2 separate regions of the Homo sapiens genome follow, and region 2 is linked to region 1. Evidence: chromatin loops called from intact Hi-C (ENCODE). Cell type or tissue: heart right ventricle. All regions are shown on one strand.

Region 1 (8,000 bases):
GGGAGGCCAAGGCGGGTGGATCACAAGGTCAGGAGTTCGACACCAGCCTGGCCAATATGGTGAAACCCTGTCTCTACTAAAAATACAAAAATTAGCCGGGAGTGGTGGCAGACGCCTGTAGTCCCAGCTACTCGGGAGGCTGAGGCAGGAGAATTCCTTGAACCTGGGAGGCAGAGGTTGTAGTGAGCAGAGATCAAGATCGGGCCACTGTACTCCAGCCTGGCAGACAGAGCAATACTTTGTCTCAAAAAAAAAAAAAAAAAAAAAAAAAAAAAAATTCAGTATGTTGATTTTGTTTAACAGGGTTGTTACCAGAAATAGAAAAAGACACACAATAGCAGCACAATAGTAAGTACTGAAGTTAAAGGGGTAAAAAACTACAGTTTTGGCTGGGCGCAGTGGCTCACACCTGTAATCCTAGTACTTTGGGAGGCCGAGGCAGGTGGATTGCCTGAGCTCAGGAGTTCGAGATCAGCCTGGGCAACATGGTGAAACCCCATCTCTACTAAAATACAAAAGAAATTAGCCAGGCATGGCAGTGTGTGCTTGTAATCCCAGCTACTCAGGAGGCTGAGGCCGGAGAATTGCTTGAACTTGGGAGGCAGAAGTTGCAGTGAGCTGAGATTGCACCACTGCACTCCAGCCCTCCAGCCCTCCAGCCCGAGTGACAGAGCGAAAAAAAAAAAAAATCAAAAACTACAGTTCTTCAGGTATCAAGAGAGGAAGGTACATAAACACAGGGCTCTGCGGTAGGTGCTTTTATTTTATTTTATTTTAGATGGAGTCTCGCTCTGTCGCCCAGGCTGGAGTGTGGTGGCATGATCTCGGCTCACTGCAACCTCCGCCTCCTGGGTTCAAACGATTCTCCTGCCTCAGCCTCCCTAGTAGCTGGGACTACAGGGGCGCACCACAACGCCCTGCTAATTTTTGTATTTTTTTTTTTTTCAGTAGAGATAGGGTTTTGCCATATTGGCCAGGATGGTCTCAAACTCCTGACCATAGGTGATCCACCCTCCTTGGCCTCCCAAAATGCTGGGATTACAGGCATTAGCCACCATGCCCAGCCTGTAAAATCCTTTATAGTGATAAGAGTTTCAGTGTATGGGACTGACTGATGGCTCTTTAGTCAAAAAACAATTTTTTTTTTCCTGATGATACAAGCATGATGTAACTTTAAAAATTCAAACAACTGGCTGGGCACAGTGGCTCATGCCTGTAATTCCAGCACTCTGGGAAGCTGAGGTGGAGGACTGCTTGAGGCCACAAGTTTGAGACAAGTCTAGGCAACATAGTGAGATTCTATCCCTACCAAAATTACAAAAATTAGCCAGGCATAGTTGCATGCACCTGTAGTCCCAGTTACTTGGGAGGCTGTGGTGGGAGGATTGCTTCAGCCTGGATGCAGTGAGCCATGTTCGTGACACTGCTCTCCAGCCTGGGCAACAGAATGAGACTGTCTCTCTAAAAACAAACAAACAAACAAACAAAAAACATAAAATAAAAATTCAAACAACATAAAAGTGGCCTATAACTGCAGTTGGATTTAGGGATGGAGAAAAAGCCAGGGATGTCTATGGCCCAAATTACTGAGCAGTAAAAGGCACTGCCCACTTCAACAGCCAAGATAGGCTCTACATCTCCCTCCGTTATTTCTTCTCTTCCATCTGTCCCTCTTCCAGGCTAAGGCCAATCCCCTCACCTGTGCCTTGGATTGCATCTACCTCCACCTTCCTAGAAATTGTAAAAGATTGATTACTACTTCTACCTCTTGTGTTTTCAACATGTCCCTCTGAATCAGATCCCTCCCATTCACTTTTTTAAATGCTCAAGCCTCTCTCATTATTAAAAGAAATGCCACTACTCAACTCTGTACCTTACCTCCAAGTACCACTCCCCCTCTCTCCTCCTCTTCATATCAAAACTTCTTGAAAGAGCTGTCTACTCAGTTTGCCCATGATTCACCTCACGTCCACTCCTCAGACCTCTGCAATCTGCCATTGCCATTACATCGTTTTGCATCTCTCCCCAAGGACATCAATTATCTCCATATCGCTAAATCCAACCTGCTTTTTCAGCCTCATCCTACTTGGCACTTGTAGTACTAATTGTTGGCTGTCTATCAGCTTCTATTTCTCTATTCTTCTTTATAGGCAAACCTCAATTTTATTCAGGTTTTTACTGTGTCCTAATGTGTTTCAGGGAAGGGTACTCCCGACTTATGGATAGACAGCTTCTGGGTCAGTCAAAGCATGGGTTTCCCCTGGTGATTGTTCTGGTTCAGACTGGACATATGAGCCAAACTGACTCAATCAGATTGAAAAGATCTATCACTAGGAAGAGAAGGGCCCTCTCTCTTTCACTCTTGCTCTCTTTTATGCAAGATATTTAATATTTATTCTAGTTTTAGTGGCCATGTCCTACTATTTTTAGCATAAATCATCCCAACTAATACATTTACTCCTACTGACTTTTCCTCCCTTGAAATACTCTTCCTCTGGTTTCCATGGCTGTTACCATCCCCACCAATCCCGGTTTTCCTTCTACTGCTCTGACTACTACTTCTCAGATTCCTAAGTTGGGGGTTGTGGGGTGAGGCACTGGCTTTTTCACACCACGGGGATGTTGTTAAGTATAAAACATACATTAGAGATGGCGTTCTAAGAAGCTCCCCGATAGTAATTTAATAAAGCTAGGAGGAAAACTTGCTCAATAAATAATAAATCAAAAAATTGATGTTATAAGAAGGTGAACACTCGGCCGGGCGTGGTGGCTCATGCCTGTAATCCCAGCACTTTGGGAGGCCGAGGTGGGTGGATCACCTGAGGTCAGGCGTTCAAGACCAGCCTGGCCAACAGGGTGAAACCCCGCCTCTACTAAAAATGCAAAAAAAAAAAAAAAATTAGCTGGGCATGGTGGTGGGCACCTGTAATCCCAGCTACTCAGGAGGCTGAGGCAGGAGAATTGCTTGAACCCGGGAGGCGGAGGTTGCAGTGAGCCAAGATCGTGCCATTGCACTCCAGCCTGGGCAACAAGAGCAAAACTCTGTCTCAAAAAAAAAATTATATATATATAATATATATATATATATAATATATATATAATATATATATATATATAATATATATATAATATATATATATATATATATATATAAAAAATAAGGTGAACAATGGTAAATACAACCAGTGTTGTATTTATCCACTTTGTGTAGATAGTACAACCAGTGTATATGTTATCCACTTTGTGTCTATGTATTTATATTTATTTTTTTGAGACAGAGTCTCGCTCTGTCGCCCAGGCTGGAGTGCAATAGCGTGATCTTGGCTCACTACAAGCTCTGCCTCCCGGGTTCTCGCCATTCTCCTGCCTCAACCTCCTGAGTAGCTGGGACTACAGGTGCCTGCCACCACACAGGCACCTGCCACCACACCCGGCTAATTTTTTGTATTTTTAGTAGAGACGAGGTTTCACTGTGTTAGTCAGGATGGACTCGATCTCCTGACCTCATGATCCGCCCACCTCGGCCTCCCAAAGTGCTAGGATTACAGGCGTGAGCCACCGTGCCCAGCCTATTTATTTATTTTTAAGACAGGGTCTTACTCTGTCGCCCAGGCTGGAGTGCAGTGCTGCAGCCTGGACCTGCAGGCCTTAAGCAATCCTCCCACTTCAGCCACCTGAGTAGCTGGGACTATAGGCATGTGTCACCATGCCTGGCTAACTTTCAAAATTTTTCATAGAGACGCGGTCTTACTCTGTTGCCCAGGCTTATTTTATTTATTTTTTATTTTTATTTTCTTTAGAGACAGGGTCTCATTCTGTTGCCTAAGCTGGAGTGCAGTGGTGTGATCACAGTTCACCGCAGCCTCAAACTCCTGGGCTCAAGTGATTATCTTGCCTCAGTCTCCCAAATAGCTAAGACTACAGGTGCATGCCACCATGCCCAGCTCATTTTTTTTAAATAGAGATGGGGGGTCTTGCTGTGTTACCCAGGCTAGTCTCGAACTCTGGTGTCAAGTAATCCTCCTGCCTTGGCCTCCCAAAGTGCTGAGATTACAGGCATAAGCCACAGCGCTGGGCCAACTATGTGTTTTTTTAAATGAGAACTGCTGGTGGTTATCAGTGTGTCATGAGGGATAAAGAACCTAATGGCAGAGTTCTATGCTACAGGTCCTGTTTCTGGGGCTCTGGGGGGCCCTATCTAGTGTTTCCAGCAAGTCCCCAGGCCCATCTCTCTAGCAGCCATAGGACTGTGTGTGTTACTCAGAGCACCTCAGAAGGGAGTAGGTCTTTCAGGTTAGACCTGGCCTGACAGCCCAGAACTGTCTCAGAGAAAGGCTGGGGCATCCTTCCCAGTGACTGCACATAGGAAAAGCCAGCCCATCAGGTATAGGCAACAGGTTCATCATGCCCAGGGTCACAGAAAAGAACATGACACTGTGTTCTCTTATTGCTATTTGGTCAAAGGCATGAAGTACATCTTACTTATTTTTCTTTTATTACAAAGCACAGCACTTGATAAATACTAAAACATTCAGTAAATATGTATTAACAAATTAGACTGATATTGTATATCCTTCAGAAGTTTAACCTGGTCATAAGTGTGAGTCATTTAGAGAAATTTCAGGGCTTAAGGCTCTAGTTCTGGAGCCCAAAAAGGCCCCAGTTCAAGTCCTAACCATACTAACACCAGTTCCCATATCTTGAAAATGCAGGTGACAACATCTGCCCCAGAGAGTTGTGTGTGAAGGTTAGATGATGCCTGTATTTCATTTATGCCTTATGACAATCCTGATACATACCTATTATTCTTTTGGTTTCTGTCCTTCCTACTTGAAAAATAGGGGCTATGCTTACCTTATTTTATTATAGCTAGTAAAAGCACAGAGTATATACTGAAAAATATTTGCCAAACCGATGAGTAAAAAGGACTCAAGATAATTTCTAAGAAATGGTGAATAATATGGTCACAGAAAACTCTTTCTTCATATATTTTAACAATATAAATCCTTGTAAATGCCTGTTTTTCTTCTCTTCTCCTAGATTTTCTTCATTTTTATTAACGTAATTCCTACCTATATTTACTGCTTCTTAGTCTTCATATCATCAAAACTACAGACATATAAAGTGCCTTCATAAAGTTCTCGTATGACTTAAAAACTTTAATGGCTTAAATAATTGGTATGATGAAAATAAGCCTTTAAAAGTATACTATACAATTTTTAAAATAGTTTCAAATCCTGTGACAAATGGAAATGGCTTTCTGTACTTGAGGAAGAGAGCTGCATTCTATGCCTACTCATCTTGAAGTTCATACTTGCAAGCAGGAGAAAGTCCTTCTGTACCAGAGGGATCACTGATTAGCTCTACTGTAACTATAGCCTAATCAAGGTTTAAAACTAAATGAACATTAGGAAGATTATGTATTGAATTTACTCGTCACATTTTGTAGGTATTCATTGACATGTTTCTAGATGGGTAAACTATAACCAAAACATAGAGACAAGGAACAGCTTAACTGATTTCTTTTTGCCAACTATAGTTTTAACAGACAGTTCTGAATCTCCCAACAATTTCCTTTTTTCTTTTGAGACAGGGTCTTGTTCTGTTGCCCAGACTGGAGTGCAGTGACGTAATCATAGCTCACTGAATCCTTGACCTCTCGGGCTCAAGCAACCCTCCTACCTCAGCCTCCTGAGTAACTGGGACTACAGGCACACACCACCAGGCCTGGGTAATTTTTTAATTTTTTGTAGAGACGGGGTTTCGCCATGTTGCCCAGACTGAGCTCAAGTGATCCACCTGCCTCAGCCTCCCAAAGTGCTGGGATTATAGGTGCGAACCACAGTGTAATCTTTTTTATATTAATATGTAATATTTGTATATATCTTAGGGGTACATGCGATATTTTGTTACCTGATATTTTGTTACATGTGTAAAATGTGTAATGATCAAGTCAAGGGATTTAGGGTATCCATCACATTGAATATTTAACAATTCTATATGTTGGGAACATTTTAAGTCCTTTCTTCTATTTGAATTATACAATGCATTATTGCTAACTATAGTCACCACACTCTGCTCTTGAACATTAGAATTTATTCCTTCTTTCTAATTGTATGTTTATACCCATTAACCAACCCTTCTTCACAGCCCCTCACAACACGCCCATCCCAACCTCTGGTATTTATCTTGTACTGTCTACATCCATGAGATCAACATTTTTTTTTTTTTTTTTTTTGAGACGGAGTTTAGCTCTCGTTGCCCAGGCTGGAGTGCAATGGTGCGATCTTGGCTCACCGCAACCTCTGCCTCCCGGGTTCAAGCAATTCTCTTGCCTCAGCCTCCCGAGTAGCAGGGATTACAGGCATGCATCACCACACCTGGCTAATTTTGTATTTTTAGTAGAGATGGGGTTTCTCCATGTTGGTCAGGCCGGTCTCGAACTCCTGACCTCAGGTGATCCGCGCGCCTCGGCCTCCCAAAGTGCTGGGATTATAGGTGTGAGCCACCACGCCTGGCCACTTTTTTAGCTCCCATATAAGTGAGAACATGCCACATTTGTCTTTCTATGCCTGCCTTATTGCACTTAACATAATGACCTCCAATTCCATCCATGTTGCTACAAATGACATGACTGCAATATTTTTTATGGCCAAATAGTATCCCTTTGTGTATATATACCATATTTTCTTAATCCATTTGTCTGCTGATGGACACTTAGGTTGATTCTCTATCTTTGTTATTGTGAATAGTGCAGCAATAAACATGGAGGTGCAGGTATCTTTCTGACATGCTGATTTCTCTTCTTTTGGATAAATACTCAATAGTAGGATTGCTAGATCATACAGTAGTTCTATTTTTAGCTTTTTGAGAAATATTCATACTGTTTTCCGTAATGGCTATACTGATTTACATTCCCACCAACAGTGTATAAGAGTTTGCTTTTCTCTGCATCCTCACCAGCATCTGTTATTTTTTGTCTTTTGAATATTAGCTACTCTAACAGTTACCAAGGTAATATTAAAATACAGCTATATGGCTTTAAAGGGAAGTTGATTTAAAAAAATACAGCTGTGAATAAGAACAAAAAAGTGTAAAATTACCGAAAAATATGTTTCTTTTGTCTATTTAAAAATACAAGGAACCAGCTGGCTCTCACTCTTCCTTTCCTCTAGCCATCATATTTAAACAACTATGAGCCTGGGAAGCTTTAACCTGAAAAATGAAATTTAGCTGCTAGACACCAAAGAAACAACATGAACTAAAAAATGCTGAAAATCCAAGTTGCACTCTTGATTTTGGGAAGCATATCCCCTTGAATTCTTGAGGACAATACAGTGACCCCAGATGGTAGCAACGGCATGAATGTGTTGGCCTGACCCCTCGACTGCCCACAGGAACACAGAGCATCCCAGTGTGATTCTGGTGTAAGCCACCGTGCCTCACCTCCAATACTGTATTTTTTTTTAAACCTCATTTACTCTTTTTTTTTTCAATAGAGATGAGGTTTCACCATGTTGCCCAGGCTGGTCTTGAACTTCTGGGCTCAAGTGATCCGCCCACCTCAGCCTCCCAAAGTACTGGAATTACAAGCGTGAACTACCGTGCTTGGCCCAATGCATATACATATATATATATATATATTTTTTGAGACAGAGTTTCCCACTGTTGCCCAGGTTGGAGTGCAGTGGTGTGATCATAGCTCACTGCAGACTCCGCCTCCCAGGTTCAAGCAATTCTTGTGCCTCACCATCCCGAGTAGCTGGGACTTAAGGCATGTGCCACTATGCTCAGCTAATTTTTGTATTTTTAGTAAAGACGGGGTTTCACTATGATGGCCAGGCTGGTCTCGATCTGGCCTCAAGTGATCTGCCTGCCTCAGTCTCCCAAAGTGCTGGGACTACAGGCATAAGCAACCGCTTCCAGCATTTCTATTTTTGGAAACAGTCTCACTCTATCTCCCAGCTTGGAGTGCAGTGGCGCAATCCTGGCTTGTTGCA
Region 2 (8,000 bases), 400 kb after region 1:
TGGGGTTTTGCCATGTTGTTCAGGCTGGTCTCGAACTCCTGGGCCCAAGCAGTCCTCCTGTCTCGTCCTCCCTAAGTGCTGGAATTACAGGTATGAGCCACTGCACCCAGCCAAGTAAACCAATAATAATAATAATAATAATAATAATAATAATAAGGCAGATAATTGCAAGTATCTTAAGAAGTACAAAAATGTTATTCAAAACTCCAATTAAACACAATAGGATTTCAAAATGTAATTCTGTTATAAGAAGTTAATTAAAACCTGATAGTATGGACAGTGATAATGGTAAAAAGAGAAAGAAAATGAGCTGACAATGATTATGCTCATGGTGTATGTTCTGGGAATCATAATAGGTTTTTATCTTCCAAGTACTATGCTAGATTCTTTAAAGAGCTAGCTTGTTAAAATTATAACAATCTCACAAAGTCACTACTAGGAGCCCTATTTTGCGGGTGAAAGCGGCCCAGTGTGATGGCTCACACCTGTAATCCCAGCACTTAGGGAGGCCAAGGAGGGAGGATCACTTGAGCCCAGGAGTTTGAGAACAGCCTTGGCAACATGGTGAGACCCCATCACTATAAAAAATAAAATACAATACAACACAATAAAAGGAAGGGAAGGGAAGCTCAAAGAGGCCCTTATTTATAGAAAGAGTTTTGAAGTAGGAATCAACGTTGTTCATGAAACTAAAGATCATGGAGGCACTTTCATGAGCTGGAAAAATCTCTGTGCTTTTCCAGTGAATCCTGTCTCTTAAAAATCAGCCCTAATTTTTCACATCCCTTAAGCCTCCTGACTCCTCTCTGGAGCCTGTTAGCCAAGGAGCCAGCTTCCTGTGCATGATCTAATCTCCATAAGCCCAGCTAAATGAAGTGCTGTGTACAGCAGCGTTCAGAAGTCATGTATAGGCCTAATGATGATATCACCAATTACAGGAGGCAAAAGAAGAGATTCTTCCAGATAACGTAAAGACCTATTGTTCGGCTTTGGATCCTGTGTTCTCGGAGGTAATCCCTGTGGAGCCATCCTTCCTTACCAGGATTTTTTGTACAAAAAATAATAAGCCCCCAAACAAGAACAACAAAGAAAACAAAAAACAAATGGAGTTAAGTCTTCATTATTTACTGGCTTGATAGGGCCAAAGCACCCCAAACTTTAACAAGAACTCAACTGAGCACATTCCTCAGGGTTATATGTTGTTGCTGATAAATTCCTCTAATTTGGCCAGGGGCGGTGGCTCACACCTATAATCCCAGCACTTTGGGAGGCTGAGGCGGGTGGATCACCTGAGGTTAGGAGTTCGACACCAGCCTGACCAACATGGTGAAACCCCATTTCTACTAAAAATACAAAGTTAGCAGTGCATGGTGGCACATGCCTGTAATCCCAGCTACTTGGGAAGCTGAGGCAGGAGAATCGCTTGAACCCAGGAGGCGGAAGTTGCAGTGAGCCGAGATCATGCCACTGTACTCCAACCTGGGCAACAAGAGTAAAACACCGTCTCAAAAAAAAAAAAAAAATCCGCTAATTTTTTGTTTGTTTCTTCCTTATACTTTTCTATATCTTCTTATAATGAACAAGTACTACTTGTGCCTAAAATTTAGGAAATAATGTACAGCTATTTATACGTATATATTATTTTTATATAAAGATTCAACAAATGTTTATTGAGTGCCACTTTTGTGCTAGCACACTTGCAGCCCTGCAGATACGGTGCTGAACAAAGTATCTGCTTCAAGGAGCTAATATTCTAGTAGAGGAGGCAGGCAAGAAACAACAACTATATAATACCAGGTAGTGACGAGTGCTAGGAAGAAAAATAAAGCAGGTTAAATGGATAGTGATGAGGGGAAGAGCATGCAGAAAGAGAAAGAAAAATTAAGAGTAGCACTTATCAGCTGGGCACAGCGGTTCACGGCACCTGTAATCCCAGCACTTTGGGAGGCAGAGGCGGGTGGATCACGAGGTCAGGAGTTCGAGACCAGCCTGGCCAACATGGTGAAACCCGTCTCTACTAAAAATACAAAAGTTAGCTGGACGTAGTGGTGTGCACCTGTAATCCTGGCTGCTCGGGAGGCTGAGGCAGGAGAATCGCTTGAACCCAGGAGGTGGAGGTTGCAGTGAGCCGAGATCATGCCATTGCACTCCAGCCTGGGCAATAGAGCAAGACTCTATCTCAAAAAAATAAAAAAATAAAAAAGAATAACCCTTACCAATTTACCAACTAGTATCTACCAAGTTCACGGATAGAAACAGAGACATAGGACTTTTTTTTAAGTGAAAAGATTTAGAATTAAGGTTTTCTTCTGTTTCAATCTGATAAATAAATGCTTTCTACAGTATCTTAAAGAATGTCAATGGCCTCTCCTTGATCTATACACAATTGCCACCTCCCTTCCAACACTAATAGTAAATTTCTTCGGTACTGAGCTCAAATCTACCTCCCTTTAAACTTCCTTGATGGAAGTACATGTAACCTTTACAAGTTTTGGGCTGGGTGCAGTGGCTCATGCCTATAATCCCAGCACTTTGAGGCTGAGGTGGGAAGATCACTTGTGCCCAGGAGTTCAAGACCAGCCTGGGCAACATAGCATGAACCCATCTCTACAAAAAATAAAAATTAGCTGGGCATGGTGGTGCATGTCTGTACTTCCAGCTACACAGGAGGCTAAGGCAAGAGGATCTCTTGAGCCCAGGGGCTTGAGGCTGCAGTGAGCCATTGCACTCCAGCCCAAGCAACAGAACAAGATTCCGTCTCTAAAAAATTAATTAAAATAAAAAATAAAAGCTTTGGGCTGGGTGTGGTGGCTCATATCTGTAACCCCAGCACTTTGGGAGGCTCAGGAGGGAAGATCACTTGAGTCCAGGAGTTTGAGACCAGCCTGGCCAACATGACGAAACCCTGTCTCTACTAAAAATGCAAAAACTAGCCAGGTGTGGTGGGGTGGGCCTGTAATTCCAGCTACTCAAGAGGCTGAGGCATGAGAATCATTGCTTGAACCCAGGAGGTAGAAGTTGCAGTGAGCCAAGATCATGGCTACTGCACTCCAGCCTGGGTGACAGAGTGAGACACTCCAGCCTGGGTGACAGAGTGAGACACTCCAGCCTGGGTGACAGAGTGAGACACTGTCTCAAAAAATAAAATAAAATAAAATAAAATTAAAATTAAAAAGTTTTGGACTAGTCATCTAAAAACAATAATCAAAATCAGTTTCACATAACTATGTACAATTATGTGTCAATTAAAATTTTAAAATAATAAAAATACATAATTTTTAAAAATACAGTTTCTTTTATCTGCCTTAAGCACAGCTATGCATCCTAATGACCAGATTGATTTTGGAGATGAAAGATATGCAATGGTACTTATTAAATTGATCCAGCACAAGTTCTGCCTCCTCCATAAGCCTGCCATATATTTACTCTTCAACTGTTCATTCATTCACTCACTCATTCATTCAAATATTGAGCACCTAACCACTATGAAATGATTTTTCTTCTTTAAATTCCAATTGCACTTTAGAGCCTGTGACATATAATTGGTCCAGGAATATAGTACATAGTTATCTCCCAACCCCTGAACTAGCCTGGAAGGCAAAAGTCAAGCTCCCTTCTTCAGCACCTATCAGAGTAGATTATGAAGTAGTGTTACCTGAATTTTTGGTGAATAGGCAGTGAATACAGTAGTACACAATTTAAAGGAAGCCCACTGTTACTGCTTTTATTTTTTTATTTTATATTTTTATTTTTTGAGACAAAGTCTTGCTCTGTGGTCCAGGCTGGAGTGCAGTGGCATGATCTCGCCTCAGTGCAACCTACACCTTCCGGGTTCAAGCAATTCTCGTGCCTCAGCCTCCCGAGTAGCTGAGACTACTGGCACATCCCACCATGCCTGGCTAATTGTTACTGCTTTTATGAAGCAAACAATAACTACCATGTACTGCATTCCACTCAAGAGTGAGCCAGGTATTCAGCCAAACATTTAACATACAGAAAGTCTTCATAAGAGGAGTCCTGCAGGTGAAGCATTTTTGTTCCTATTCTAAAAATGCGGAAAACTGAGGCTCAAAGAAGCAGTCAGTCAGTTGAGCAAAGACACATTGTTAGCAAAGGGCAGAACCAGGATAAACCCAGATCTGTCTGAGACAAAATCCATTCACAATCCACATAGAGGGAAAGCAGATTAGTGGTTGCCAGGGACTCGGAGGTTAGAATGGGGACTGATTGCTTCATGGATATGGGAGTTCCACGTACAGTGATGAAAAAGTTCTGGAACTAGATAGTGGTGATGGTTGAGCAACATCGTGAATAAACTTAATGCCACTAAATTATACCATTTCAAATGGTTAAAATGGTAAATCTCGTATGTATTTACTACAATATTAAAAATCCCCAAACACATACCCCTGGCCTCTCAATACTTACCTCCTTCCCCTGTGCATAATGAGATTTTCATTGCTTCAGTTCCTAGCCTATACCAATTTTATCCCAGCTGTCCCCACCCTCAGAGTCAGTATGCCAGCATGTCAGGCTTTTAATAACCCTAGTCCTGCAAGCTCTGCAAGCTGGAGCTGAAGTGTCCGTGTGGCACCATGGACAGCGGCTTCTGTAACACCTCCCCTTCCTCCTACTTATACAGCTCCCTTCTATTAATACCAAGTTTTCCAGTAGATCTCCAGGGGTATACTCTGGCCAGCTGCTTCCAAGGACAGCCCCCTTCTTCCAATCTCTTGTCTAGTTCTGAACTCCTATGCAGGTTAAAGTTCAGTCTGCACCTGATATCCAACATTTACACTCCCTATTTACCCTATTTACACTCCCAAAGTAGAATCTGGTCACTTCCCTCTTATCGTCCCCTGATCATTGGCTTATATTTGGAGTTTGGTAACCTATTCAGGGAAATGAGAGGCTGGACTGATTCAGCCAATGCTGCATTTCGAACTCAGCCAGCACTTACAATAGCCAAACAATGCACTAAAAAGGAATAATCCTTCCCATGAAATCATACTACACATGGAAGAAATGGTTGGGGTAGTTCCTTCCAGCCTCCTCCACATTGGACTGGTGACAGTATGGACTGAGGAAGCAGCGAAGGCACAACAGACAAGCTGTTCCTGCCCCATGGAGGGCAGGGCCTGACCGCTCCACCTCTGTGCCCCAACACCTGGGTGTTGTGTGATTTCCTTGGACTGTGCTTATGTTTAGTCTCTTTCTAGTTGGGGCGGGGCGGGGGGCAGGTCTTCCCTGATCACGTGGAGGCAAAGTGGGATGGGAATTCAAGTTCTGAAACACAATACAATACTTCACGTGTTATTTTTCTTTTCCTTTTTTTTTTTTTTTTTGGTTGTTTTCTTTTTTTTTTTTGAGACACAGTTTCACTCTGTCGCCCAGGCAGGAATGCAGTGGCGTGATCTTGGCTCACTGCAACCTCCGCCTCTTGGGTTCAACCAATTCTCGTGACTCAGCCTCCCAAGTAGGTGGGATTACAGGTGCGTGCCACCACGCCCGGCTAATTTTTGTATTTTTAGTAGACACGGTTTCACCATGTTGGCCAGGCTGGTCTCAACTCCTGATCTCAAGTGGTCCGCCAGCCCCACCTCCTAAAGTGCTGGGATTACAGGCATGAGCCACTGTGCCTGGCCACTTCATGTATGATTTCTACCTACGATAAAGATGTTCCTAAGAAGCATATCACTGAAAGTTCCCTTTTTTAATGGTATAATGGTTGGGTATGTCTTACACAGAGTTATTTATGAATATTTCCGCTGACCAGTTGTGTGACTTAACACAAATCAGTGGACTTCTCTGTTTCCTTATCTGTGAAACAAGGTTGGATGAATGGTGCTGTAAGGCCTCTTTCGTATCTCATCTATGATTCTCTGACTTGACTGCAAGTTTGCTCATTTCCTTCATTCCCTTTTGGTACCTCAATCATTAAGACGTGAGACTAGTTGAAAAAAATTAACCACCACTCCAACAAAAAATGCAAAACAACTGAAGTTTCAATGTGACCAGATGTAACAAGTTTCTAACTCTTCCTCATATGCTTTCTGTTATGCTATCAGTCCTGAAGTTAGTCCTTTAAAGATGAAATCATGTTCAGTTGAAAGGTTTTCTGGTTACTCTAGGTATTTCCACAACTAGGGATCCCCAAACAAAATACCAAGATATGGGAAAGCTGAAGAAGTGAAGGGAGAGAACTTAAGGTAGCTTTTCAATTGCGTGGTGTGATAAAAGCCTCTCTGGGGTTAAGTGAAAGGATGCCTGGAAGAAAGGCTGAACCTGGCCCGGGTGCAGTGGCTCACATCTGTAATCCCAGCACTTTGGGAGGCCAAGGCGGGCAGATTGCCTGAGGTAAGGAGTTCAAGACCAGCCTGGCAACATGGTGAAACCCTGTCTCTACTAAAAATACAAAAAATTAGCTGGATGTGGTGGTGGGTGCCTATAATCCCAGTTACTCGGGAGGCTCAGGCAGGAGAATCCCTTGAACCCAGGAGGCGGAGGTTGCAGTGAGCCGAGATCATGCTACACCACTGCACTCCAGCCTGGGCAACAGACAGAGACTCCGTCTCAAAAAAAAAAAAAAAAGAAAGACTGAACCTCCACTTACCCGTGGCTTTTCAAATACAAACATGTAGCAAGAGCTGAGGGGCAAAGTCAGAGGCCAATGTGGATCAATGAAAACAGATTAGGCAAGGATACAGACTGGTACCAACAACCCCAGTGGCAGTCTGGGGATTTCCACATTTCTTCCTAATTGCACCTCGGCTTTCTTTCGCAGATCCAGCCAGCTATGATATGAGGCGTCTGTGGTTAAGCCTTACAATTCTTCATCTAAGCTTAGAGGGCTGCTCTGCAATAAGCGATAGGATGATCTTAGCTATGGCCCACACACTACTGTAACTCTTTGTCTACTTGACTAGGAACGCCTTGAAGGCAGCAGTTGGTTTTTAATCATTTCTGTATTTGTGAACCTGGCAAAGTGTCTGGCTTTCAGTAAATACCTGATAAATGTTTCTGTGACTGATTGAATCAAAGAATAAATGAACAAAGTAGGCTGCTATTTTCTCAAAAGCTCTATTTTTGTGGGGAAGTTACAATGCCCTATGCATTTCCTTTCTCTTTCCCTCCCTCCCTCCTCCCTGCCTTCCTTCCTTCCTCTCTCCCTCCCTCCTCCCTGCCTTCCTTCCTTCCTCTCTCCCTCCCTCCTTCCCTCCCTCTTTCCTTTCCCTCCCTCCCTCCCCCTTTCCTTTTCTTTCCCTTTCCCTCCCTCCTCCCCTCCGTCCTTCCCTTCCTTCTTTCCTTTCTTCCTTCCTTCCTTAAGCTGTAGCTACAGGTGATTCCATCAGTGCTAACTAACAGAGCAGAATCATAGAACTTCAGCCATGGAAGGGAGAGCAGACTGAGCAAAGCTGGACTGTACATTGGCTTGTACAGCATCTAACTTCAATATCTGGAGGATGGAATTTTTCTGGAAGGAATGGCTAGAAATTTAAAAGAGAAAGAAAAAAGTGGGTGGAATCAAAATGGTCAAAAACATTAAGAATAAACGTGTTTCTGTTTCAAAGCAAACAAAATAAAACAAAACAGAAAGCAGTTCTCACATGCTCCATTTCTTTCTTTCTTTTTTTTGAATTCTTGAGAGGGAGCCTTGCTCTGTCACCCAGGTTGGAAAGAAGTGGTGCAATCTTGGCTCACTGCAACCTCCGCCTCCCCGGTTCAGGTGATTCTCCTGCCTCATCCACCCGAGTAGCTGGGATTACAGATGCCCATTATGCCCAGCTAATTTCTTTTTTTTTTTTTTTTTGAGATGGAGTTTTGCTCTTGTCACCTAGGCTGGAGTGCAATGGTGCGATCTCGGCCTACTGCAACCTCCGCCTCCCAGGTACAAGCAATTCTCCTGCCTCAGCTTCCTGAGTAGGTGGGATTATAGGTATGAGCCACCACACCCGGCTAATTTTTGTATTTTTAGTAGAGATGGGGTTTCACCACGTTGG

The links. A loop is a pair of places that touch in the nucleus more often than their neighbours do. Peaks named below come from ENCODE experiments on the same cell type or tissue, not always from the same donor. Only the 100,000 strongest peaks of a DNase experiment are listed, where the experiment ranks them.
Region 2: a loop joins it to region 1, with 7 times the contacts of the local background. A loop is called at or near these places in 9 of 110 quality-filtered maps.

The regions. Positions count from the first base shown.
Region 1 is chr16:69,287,508-69,295,507 of GRCh38, reverse strand. All of the region lies in intron 5 of SNTB2 (syntrophin beta 2), which reads right to left. Among named protein-coding and RNA genes, the nearest start is that of VPS4A, 20 kb to the left of the region's middle. In heart right ventricle, no CTCF peak of the experiment used is centred here; a DNase peak (open chromatin) is centred at 7,987; H3K27ac peaks cover 387 bases.
Region 2 is chr16:68,891,103-68,899,102 of GRCh38, reverse strand. The region is part of intron 7 of TANGO6 (transport and golgi organization 6 homolog); the gene reads right to left. Among named protein-coding and RNA genes, the nearest start is that of TANGO6, 52 kb to the right of the region's middle. RefSeq lists a silencer at 4,490-4,690. In heart right ventricle, no CTCF peak of the experiment used is centred here; a DNase peak (open chromatin) is centred at 4,582; H3K27ac peaks cover 1,350 bases.